Regions from separate parts of the Homo sapiens genome. Here region 1 is linked to region 2. The links are chromatin loops, found by intact Hi-C in ENCODE. Cell type or tissue: natural killer cell. All regions are shown on one strand. Links, peaks and the distances in the headings refer to the core of each region. The heading gives the core; the rest is flanking DNA.

Region 1 (5,368 bases), core at 235-5,234, 46 kb after region 2:
CATGTAAAACCATCTTTTGTTTTAGCAACGCTGTAAAAATATGCATGGCAACAGATGAATGGATAAAGAAAACTTGGTATATATATGAATATATATATAAGTATATATAAGTATGTATAAAAATATATAGAAATATATAAGGATATATAAATATACAAGTATATATATGTGTGTGTGTGTGTATATATATATATATATATATATATATATATATATAAAATGAAGTACTATTCAGCCATAAATGATATCCAGCCATTTGCAACCACATGGATGGAACTGGAGGTCATGATGTTAAGTGAAATAAGCCAGGTACAGAAAAACAAAATATCACATGTTCTCACTTATTTGTGGGATCTAAAAATCAAAACAATTAAACTTATGGACATAGAGACTAGGACAGTTATCAGAATTGGGAAGGGTAGTCGGGGGACAGAGGGGGAGGTAGGTATGGTTAATGAATACAAAAAATAGAAGGAATGAGTAAGTGAATAAGACTTACTATTTGATAGCACAATAGGGTGACTATAGCCAATAATAACTGATTTGTACGTCTTAAAAATAATTGAAAGAGTATAATTGGATTATTTGTAACTCGAAGGATAAATGCTTGAGGGGATGGATACCCTCAATGTCGGGGGAAAGAATGTAGGGACACAGGACTCTCACCCACTGCTGGTAAGGCTACATACTGCCAGGGCCACTTTGGAAAGCAAGCTCACTAAGCCATGAATTCTCCATGAAGTGTGTATTTCACATTGCGTGCCTGTGTCAAAACATCTCACGTACCCCATAAATATATACACTTACTATGTACCTACAGCAATTTAAAAAAATGTGCATGGGAAATCTACACACCAAACAAGAGGGACTGTTTAGGCTTAGCTCTGGGGAAGCAGGAAAGGGATAAGATTTGTGGGGTGGCCCACAGGGGCAGTCCACCACACCATTAACAGCTTATTTTGGAAGCTGGGCGATGGGTATACTACTCTCCTCCATATTTTCTTCCCACCTGAACTATTTCATTAACCAAAGTACCCTGAGGTCGGCTGGGCTCTGGGAACTTGGGAGAGGGCTTGCCGCCTCCCACAATGGCCTTTGGGCCAGAGCTAAAGAGTCTATAGAGGCATCTCCCCACAACCAAGGCAGAACGCAGAGGCGCCCCGTGAAGATTTCTTTCCGTTTGCTAGTTGAAATAAGCGGCTCTGCTCCTTCCCCTGCCCGAGCCTCTGGCAGAGCTCCAGGATTATTTTACATTAACTTAAGATCACTAATGAAGAATAATTAACAGCTTTGAGGGAGCCTGGCACACCCTGTGTTTAGAAGTGGTTAATTATGCATTGTCTGCAAAACACCCCTTTCATACTCTTAAGTTTGGGATCGCCGTTTTAAACAACGGAATATGGCATCAGGCAAAAAGCCAAGTGGCTCCATTTGCAGAGCTTTCCTGGGGAAGGATCCGTTTGGGTGAGGACAGCCGCTTGCAAAGCCTCTACTAAGTGCTGTATATTCAGTGCTTTTCCAGCATTTACCCTTGAAATCCCCACACAAGGGCCATGAGAGGTGAGCTGAGCATCCCCCTTTCCCCATGTTACACAGCTGTGGAGGAAAAGTGACTTTTCTAAGCTCCCTGCCACAGCGAGGTCTGACCACAAAGTCTGAGTTCTTGCCCACCTGGCTGATGCATTATCATTATTTCTGGTCGACAACTGCTGGAAAGATGACTGCCCCCAGCCCTCAGCATGTCATTTGCCAGGGTGGACAGACCGAGCTGCTCAGCTGGCAGCATGCAGCCTCCACAGCTGGATCCCCTGGTTAAATCCCAGTGGCACCACCGACTGGCCATGAGCCCTTGGACAAGCTACTTCTCCCCGTGCTTTGGTTTCTTCACCTGGAAAATGGAAGAATCATGACTCCACTTCGTGGCATTAGCGCGCAGAGTTGGTGCTCAGAATGAAGCCTCACATGTAGCAGACACTCACTGAGCTTCCCTGCCCCACCTTCCTTTCTAGCTCTTCCCCTGACACACACCTAGGCTTCAGCCTCACCTCTGATCATTTATGCACCATGTGAGGCTTGGTCCCACACCATACGTTTGTTCGTGCTTTGTTTTCCACCCACAGTGCCCTTCCCTGTCTGGAAAATTCCAACTCCCATGTCTAGGCCCGGATCAGATGCCACCTCCTGCAGGAAGCCTTCCAATAAGACCTCCCTCAGGCTGCTGGTAATTTGTGCACCCTCTGTTTATACCCCATTCTTAACATTCATGAGTTGTTAATAGGTCTTTTCCCTTTGTAGGTTGGGAGTTCCTCAAGGATTAGTCTCATTTGTCTTTCAGGCACAGTCAGGGCTTAAGAACAAGAGCACAGGCTCTGAGTAAGAACCTCCATAGGTCAGGGGAGGGGACAAAGAGCGCTCTCACGGGTTCCTCCTAGAGCCTGAGCCACGCCTCTCACACTTGGACCACGTGGCCCCCAGAGTGTGACTCTCAGTTTGCCACTTGCCCACTAAGATCCTTCATGGGCTCCCCACTGAATGCAGGACAAGGCCCAGGCTCCGGTCCTGAGCCCCAGCCCCTGGTACCCCTTCCCAGCTCCATGGCCTTTTGCCATGACCCAAAGACACCCTTCCCTTTTAAAGCCTCTGGGTTTTTCCCATGTGGTTTCCCCTCTGTCTGGAACACCTGTGCTCCCCATCTCAACCCAGCAAACTCCTCCAGACACTTTACCACCTGGCTCAGCTGTCACCTCCTCCATGAAGCCCCCGCACCCAGCCCTGCTCCTCTTTCAAGACTCTGACCGCGACTCATGCCTGGCTAGCTGAGCCCTGTGGAGCAGGGTCTGTCCCTCATTTGTCCCTGCCTGGCCCAGGACTCCGGCGTCTGCATGGACTGAGACTGTAGACATTCAAGAGAGATTGCATCTCGAGACAGGAAAGACAGGGGTCAGATCTCGTGGCCACTCTTCTGCAGTTGCCTGCCCTCTGGTTTTATTCTGCTCACCTGCGCACAGGGGCTTTAATGCTTCTTTTGCAGGAGGGATGAGGATGAACAATTAAGTATATAAAGTGCCCCACCGCGGTAGACACCGAATCACTGACAGCCGGACATGCCCTCCTGAGGCCGCATGAACAAGCCTGGGGGCGGGGGGTGGGGTGAAAGGCTGCACCACAGCGCTCAGGGCCCACTGGGTGTCGGGCTCCTCTCTGATGTGGCTTGCACTAATCAGACGCAGGACAGGCCTCTCTCGCTGGCACCCTCCCAAGAGCAGGGACTTCCTTTCTACAGCTGCCGTGAGACCCTCCGTGCCCGCCCCCTTTGGAGAAAGCCCACTGGAAGGAAGAAGAAAAGCTCCCACACTTTCCCAGAATTGCTCGTATGCTAATGGCCGCAGACTTCACAGAGTGTGAAATCAGGAAAAACTAATTCCCTCAGAATAGACGGGACAATTCCCTCCTCCAGGTCTTTAATAACACGCCGTTCAAGGTGACCATGGCGACGGCTCCATGATGATCTCCTGCTGGCCCGGATGTGGTTCTTTCTTGACCAAGGTGTGCACTGGACAGAACACACACGCTCGGAAGAACCTGCCGGAGGTATGAACATTCGGGCTTGTGGTGCCTGCAGCCCCTGTCACCTCAGGGAGCAGTCCCCAAATCCATGTCATCAAATCCGAATCCCTACAGTTGGGAAACAGGCTTAAAGAGGGAAAGTGACTCGCCCAAGATCGCGCAGCCAGGAAAGGGACTGAACTTCGGGCTCCTGATCTCCTGACCAGGGGACCCCCAACTCTGCCTCCCCAAACTTGTGCTTAGGGAGGAGGCAGGCCAACCCTTGAGTCATCCAGCCCACGAGGTCGGAGCAAGTGTACCGGGAAAGAGCAGGCCGGGGACCCCGGGCCGGTGCAGCTTCCCTGCCTAGGGCTCACCCCGGCAGCAAGGAACAATGAAACACAGTGCCTGGCCACAGAGCAGTCCAGGGTGACTCTTTCTCTGCAGAAACTCTACCAGTTTCAGGCCAGAGGGAGAGGAAAGAATAGTTAAGCCCAGTTGCAAAGTGAACCACGACAAACGCTGCTGCTGGTCTTGGCCAGTGACGGGGACCCTCCGCCAAGAGGAGGAAGCCCTGCAATCGGGCAGGATCAGGGCGAACTTTCTCTCCAGGTCCCATTGCCCTAGTGGCCAAGGCTCTCCCCAGAGGGTCGACTTACCTTTTGTAGGCTCCATGCAGGGGCTGTAGGCACAGGAACTGCCAGTAATCCAGGCAAAAGGCCTTGAACTTGAGCATTTTCACCTTTTGGTCTCCAGCTGGACCACGGTAACGTCTCCGCGGAGACACGGAGAGGGGCTAGTGGGAGGTGGAGAACCGGCTGCTTCGGCCCGCCCTGGTCCCTGCCACGGCGGCCCCCACTCACATGGCCCAGCCCGCCCGGCGCAGCTTGTACAGTACACGCCTCCAATACAAAGAGCAGCCAGCACAAAAGCCTAGCAACTCATTCACGCAGCTCGCCTGGCCCGGCTCATGCTGCTGCTGTCTCTGTTAGCTGGTGCCTCCGAGGGCTTCCCTGGGGGTCCCTGGGACACACCAAGGCAGCTCTGGCTGTATCAAGTTGTGGGGGCCCCCAGTCCATCATCCTGGGGGGTCTGGATGCTAGGGCTCCTGACGGTGGCTCTGCAAGTCTGTTCTTCCAACCAGGCCCTGGGGCTCCGGGTGGTGGGGCCGGCACTGGCTGGACAGTCCTACACCCGCCTGGCTGGCCCAGAGTGGCTGAGGCCAGGAAGACCCAGGGAGAGCAGGTAGGGAGGGGGCCAGATGACAGGCAAACACTGGCCTCTTTTGCCAGATAAATTACGTTTGGCGGAATCCCTGTTCGGCCTGTGCGAGGGAAAACTCACCATGTAGCCACATGGTGCTTGGGGTGGGGGCAGCTGGGCTCTGAAAGGCAGGCGAAGGAAGACTGACAGGGTCGCCCAGCGCCTGCCGTTGCCTGGGCGACGGGGACACATTGATAAAATCTAAAATGGAACCGCTATGACAGCCGCTCATTGGCTGCCGGCAGGGGAATCCTGTCGCTAACCAGGGAGGGGAGCGGCTGAGCTGCAGGGCCACAGACAACCAGGCGCATTGTTGGGCAGAGGGACCCCAGGCAGAATGGGTGGCCCCACAGGCCAGGGGACCTGGCAGTCACAGACAATAGGAAAGGAGTCCCTGGCCCACCCTCACCTCTCCCCTTGTATCTCCTGGGATCTGGCTGGTCCCGGCGTCTGCTCCAACCCTCCCATGGCCCATTTCCCACACACTAGCCACCTGAAAGTCTGAGGCTCTGGGTCCCAGATACAGTAGCCACCCTCACCCCCATGAATCCGGCACACC
Region 2 (5,368 bases), core at 131-5,130:
GGCTCTGAATACGCTGTGTGACCTTGGACATGTCCCTGCCTCTCTCTGGCCTCAGTTCTCCATCTCTAACACAGTAGGGTGGCTCCGGGATGCTCCCTCCGGCACTGATGCTTAATGGCTGGGCTGTGGGCATTGTGGCCACCCCAAGTCACCTCTCAGTTTATCTTTTCCTGTGGGGGGTGGGGGGTGGGAGGAGATGGCACCGCTAAGGCAATTTCTCTTCTTTCCCCTTAAATCTGGTTTCTGGGCTCTAATTGCACATGGCTTCAGCAGCCTGGCCATCTTGCCAACTGTAATGAGGAGGTGGGCATCATACTGGGGGCAGGGGAGGGTGACGAGAAAGCTATTCCTGTGTCACCTTAATTCAGAATTGTTCAGAGGGGGCTGCACAGGCCAATGTGTCCACTGCCTGGTGGAGCCTGACCACAAAATGAAACGGTGGCTCATCAAAGTGCACAACCAGACCCCTGCTCCCAGTCTAGGACAGGTCCCTCACCACCACAGATCACTGGGCATGCTCAGAGCAACACTCACAAAGCTGACCAGGCAGAGCCGACTGCTGTCCTTGTGAGCCTCATCTCCTGGACAAGGCCAGGGGGAGGGGACACCCACTGTCACCTTTCTGCTCCCTTTGCTCCAGGAACAGATCAGCTGTGACAGTTGAGAGCTTGGCAATTTAAAGTGACAACTGCCTGGCAGAAACATGGGAGGGGAAGTTCCCCAGGACTATTAGGGGTGGGGAGAAGCTTGACTCACCTCTGCCAACCCACCCTGCCTGCTTAGAGCCCAAGGGCAGGTGGTTTTGTAGCGGGAGGTTGCGGTGGGGGCGGGGGTCCCACACTCTAAGACCCTGGCCCAGGAGTGTCTCATCCTCAGGCTGGCAGGTGGGACAGGTTTCCAACAACAGCCCCCATTACACCTCATCCCCCTGCTGCCACCTGCCCCCTATGGGTCAGGGTCCAGAGGTCGCCAAGGCTGTTCTGGTCCCCAAGACTGCTCCCTAAGCCAACTCTCCTGGAGGTCTACCGGGAGAGCTCCCTCCACCCCAAGACTGAGAACCAGTCTCTTCCCCACGTGGTAATGGCAGGAGGGGCTGCCCAAGGTCACACGGGGTTGGGAGGCAGGGACAGGGCCAGGTTGGACCCAGCCCTCCAGCCCTGCCAAAGCTTCTCCCTCCCTCCCAAGGCGCGTCCGTGTGGCTCCCAGCGAATTCCTGAGATGCCTCAACCTCCCGCTCGCAGGCTCGGGACCCTGGACGCGGTGGCGGGATTTCTCCGCCCGGAGGCAGCAGCGGTGGTGGAGGCGGGGTGGGGGTGGGGAAGAGAAGCAGGGTAGTGCGGAGTCGGGGGGTGGGGAATGCTTTGCATGGCGACCCTCGGGGTCTGGATTCACGTACCCCCGCTTCGGGGAGGCAACCAACTGCACTGATGAAGAGATGGAGCACCCCGCCCCTCCCCGACCCCCAATATCGCGCCTTTAGCGTTCGCAAGGCTTCGGGATAAGCCGTCTGCATAGCCGCGGAGGTTGGGGCTTCTGCGTCCTCACCGCTCCAGTCCCAGAGAGCGACACCGCAGAGCCCAGCTCAGAAAGACTGGCGCTGGCGCGCCCCGGCCCCCATTCCCGTGAGCTTGGCGGCCGCTGATCCCCAACCCCACAACCCTGCGGCCGGTGCGGGCTTAGCAACTGCGGCCTCGCAACCTCCTTCCGAGACCCGCTCCGCGAAGCCCGCCGCGATCCCCGCGCGCCCCAGGTTCCCGAGAGCCAACTGCGTGTCGGTGCAACCGCGGCCCCGGGGGCGGAGCTGCCGCCCAGGCCGCCCCGCGGAGGGCATTCCCGGCTGCAGCCCCAGCGACCCCCGCCCGGGGCCCCGCACCGCACCGGTCGCCGGGCGCGTCCCCCGCCGGCCCGCCTCCTACCTCGCGGGTCCGCCCGCAGCCGCCGAGAGCGCGCCGTCCCCGCGGCCGGCGCGGCCCCAGAGCGTCCGGTGGCCGGGCGCGGGGGGGCGGGGGCGGGCGCTCGGGAGCCGGAGCCGGAGCCCGAGCCCGATACCAGCGCCACCGGCGGGGCGGCCTCCCCGCGCGCCGCCCTCCTGCCCGCCCCACCGCCCGTGCGCCGTGACCTTGGCGGGTGGCCTCGCCGCGCCTGGCCTCAGTTTCCCCCCTCGGAAGGTGTGTGTGCGTGCGCGGCTGTGCTAGGGGGCGGGGAGGACGGTGCCGCCCCGGCCGCCGACGTCACCCGAGCCTGGACGAGTGGAGGGCGCTCAGGTCGGTGCAGCCGCTGCAGCGGATGGGTCAGGAGAGCGGGGTACGCGGGGTCCAGGCGCGGAACCGGGGGCACTGCGACCCCCGGCATTTCCCTCAGACTACCCCAGACCCCCAATAAACAGCGAACAAACGCACCTCAGGCCAAGTCCCCCGGCTCCTCCGAGGGAAAGCTGCAGCCCCGGCCGAAACGCCCCACCCCCGCCGCCGTCCCCAGTTCGCAGATGGGAACACTGAGGCCCACAGCAGGGAAGCCACTGGCCCAGAGGCGCACAGCTGCACCACGCTCCTCCGCGTCCCCTCCAGGACACACCCTCCTGACTGTTTGGGGACGGGGTGGGGACCTGGGCCTGCCGGTGCCGCCCCCATCCCTCAGCCGACCTCGATTTAGATGCTGGGACGGGCCCTGGTGGCCTGGCGACTGTTACAGAGAATGGGGTGGGCACAATCGGAAGGGAGCCCAAAGACGGGGAAGAAGTGGCGCAGATAGCAGAGGCTGGGCCTGGAAGGGATATGGGCGGGAGCGCGCCCGCGGGGGTGCACCTAAGGAGAAAGCGAGGACGCGCGAGTGCCCTCCCTGGTGGGTCGCAGAGCAGACCTGCCCCGGAAGCCCTGAACGCCGGGCCGGGAGCGGCGGCCTCTCTCCCGCAGCCGGAACCCCGCCGGTCTGGAGCGAGGGCGTCAGGTGGCGGGCTGCGATTGGGACGAGGCGCCCCCTGGTGCCCGGAGGCGGCGAGACCGGAGACCGGAGGGACGGGGCCGCCAGGGCCCAGCCAGAGAAGCTGAGCGAGTGATGTCATGAGTCAGGAGACCCGGCTCTGTGGGTCCTGCCACGAGGGGCTGTGTGACCTTGGGCAAGACGTTTCCCCCTCTGGACTTCTGGGAGGAAAGGACAGAAGGAGGGACCCTGATTTTTACCTCTGACATCTCATGACCCTGGACATCTGGGTCAGGTGAGAATGGGCAAATGGATCCAGAAAGGCACAGACGGATCAGAAGTGAGATGTAGACACTGTTCAGCACTGGAGGAGGATTATTCATTTACTTGAGGCAGAAACTAGTATCCCAATTTTACAGACAAGGACACCGAGGCAGAGAGGTAAAGTCATCTGCCCACATTCACACAGCAGCTAAGGGGTGAGCTGGGATTTGAACACCCACCTGCGAAGCTGTAGCGTCTAAGCAGTGTGCCTGACTGCCCCACTCCCCACTCTTGCAGAATTTATTGAGCATCTAAGTTGTCCCTAGAATACCCAAGGCACTGGTGACAGAGACGAATAAGGAACGGCCCAGCTCCTGGTGGGTCTTCCTGCCTCGTGGCAAGAGTTAAGCCCATGGCTTCTTATCAGTGCTCACAGCCAACTGTACAGTGGATCCCCTGGGAATGGGCTTGTGGGCTGAAATGTGAGTCCCATCCCCACTGCATATTCTACCCTTCCATATTATTGGAGGTTTAAAAAATATTTTTAAGGGCTAGGTGTGGTGGCTCATGCCTGTAATCCCAGTGCTTTGGGAGGCTGAGGTGGAAGGATCACTTGAAGCCAAGAGTTTTGAGGCCAGCCTGGGCAACACAGCGAGACTCCATCTCAAAAATAAATTAACCAGGCATGGTAGTGCTCCAGCTACTCGGGAGGCTGAGGCAAGAGGATTGCTTAAGCCCAGGAGTTCAAGGTTATTGCGAGCTATCATTGCACCACTGCACTCCAGCCTGGGCAACAGAGCAAGACTTTGTCTCTTAAAAACACTTTTTTTTTTTAAAGAGCAGTTAAGGGAAGATAAGATGCTTGTAGTTTTAATATTTAAAAATGCAGTCCCTGAGAAGCCATATACTTTTGTTGTCAGTGCCAGGAGTAGGTCACCTGGCTGGTTGGAAGGCAGGTGAGGAAGTGAGAATGACAAAGGTTTTAGAATCTGTTGGACCTGGGCAAGTCCCACGACTTTTCTGAGACTCATTTGAACTCATCCTTAAAATGGAACTGAAGCTAAAAATTCCCACCCTGCCTCGCTTCCAAGGCTGCTGTGAGAATTAACTATGATAATGTGTGGAAAGCCTGCACAAAATGCACTGTGTAAATATTTTCATTCCCAGGAGCCGTGAAGGAAGATGTCGAACACTTAACTGCATAAAAATTAAAACTATGTAAATGGAATCAAAATACCATAAACAAAGTAAAAAAGACAAATGGTAAACTGAAAAAAAATGTCTGCTGCAGCACATATGACAGAATTTAATTGAGGAAAATGCAATGAAAGTTAATTTCTCTAATACATAAACAGGTCTTTCAAATCGATAGGAAAAAGATGACTAACCCATTAGAAAAAAGAGCAAAGGATATGAACAAGCAGCTCATGGAAAGATCTTCAATCTCACTTGTAATTAAATGTATATTAAAGAAATACAAATCAAAACACAACATGGTTGCCATTTTTTAATCTACCAAGTTGGCAAAAACGAATAAGTTTGCTAATACTTTTGCTGCTAAAGGTGGGAAGAAATGAGCACTCTCAAAAATGCTGTAGGGTGAGGTGCCAGATGGTGCAACCAATCGGGAAGGGTATGGCGAAGCTACTACAGCATGCTAATATAAAAATACAAGGACAGACAACACAGCACTGTGTGTACCAGTAAACAGCGAAAGAAAAGAGCCATCTTCAGGGTCCAGCAGTAGGAGAGGGAGTAACTTCATTAAGATACCCATTACTGGGACTTTGTCCTAGGATGGACAGATCTCCAGGTCATATTTCTACTGAAAAATTCAAGGAACAGAAGACTGTATATCATGATCCTTTTGTGTACAAGTTAAAAGGCTCTATGTAGATGTGTGTGGGAATTTCCTAATTTTCCCAAAGGACACAAATATGCCGAAACAAAAAAACTCTTATTGATGGATACCTTTTGGGAGGACTGAGGGGTGCATGGAATGGATATGTGAGGCGCTTTTACTTTTCATTTTATACTTTTTTGTAATAATTGATTTTTAAAAGGTCAACAGGGGTTATCTGGGCACAAGCTGATGGGCCAATTGAAGTCTCTTCTTGACATGTCTTTATATTTAAACAATCAGGTTTGCAGTGCTTAATGATGGGGATACATTCTGAGAAATGTG

The links. A loop is a pair of places that touch in the nucleus more often than their neighbours do. Peaks named below come from ENCODE experiments on the same cell type or tissue, not always from the same donor. Only the 100,000 strongest peaks of a DNase experiment are listed, where the experiment ranks them.
Region 1: a loop joins it to region 2, with 1.8 times the contacts of the local background. A loop is called at or near these places in 3 of 110 quality-filtered maps.

The regions. Positions count from the first base shown.
Region 1 is chr3:13,038,082-13,043,449 of GRCh38, forward strand. The region is part of intron 1 of IQSEC1 (IQ motif and Sec7 domain ArfGEF 1); the gene reads right to left. Among named protein-coding and RNA genes, the nearest start is that of IQSEC1, 33 kb to the right of the region's middle. RefSeq lists enhancers at 2,652-2,741, 2,762-2,821, 3,662-4,257. In natural killer cell, for the core only: no CTCF peak of the experiment used is centred there; a DNase peak (open chromatin) is centred at 2,440; H3K27ac peaks cover 1,835 bases.
Region 2 is chr3:12,992,165-12,997,532 of GRCh38, forward strand. All of the region lies in intron 1 of IQSEC1 (IQ motif and Sec7 domain ArfGEF 1), which reads right to left. Among named protein-coding and RNA genes, the nearest start is that of IQSEC1, 79 kb to the right of the region's middle. RefSeq lists enhancers at 1-59, 1,459-2,017, 2,456-2,525, 2,577-3,135 and silencers at 1-59, 1,936-2,095, 2,116-2,165, 2,816-3,085. In natural killer cell, for the core only: CTCF peaks have their summits at 2,964 (motif pointing left) and 3,165; DNase peaks (open chromatin) are centred at 1,667 and 2,947; H3K4me3 peaks cover 1,603 bases; H3K27ac peaks cover 2,048 bases.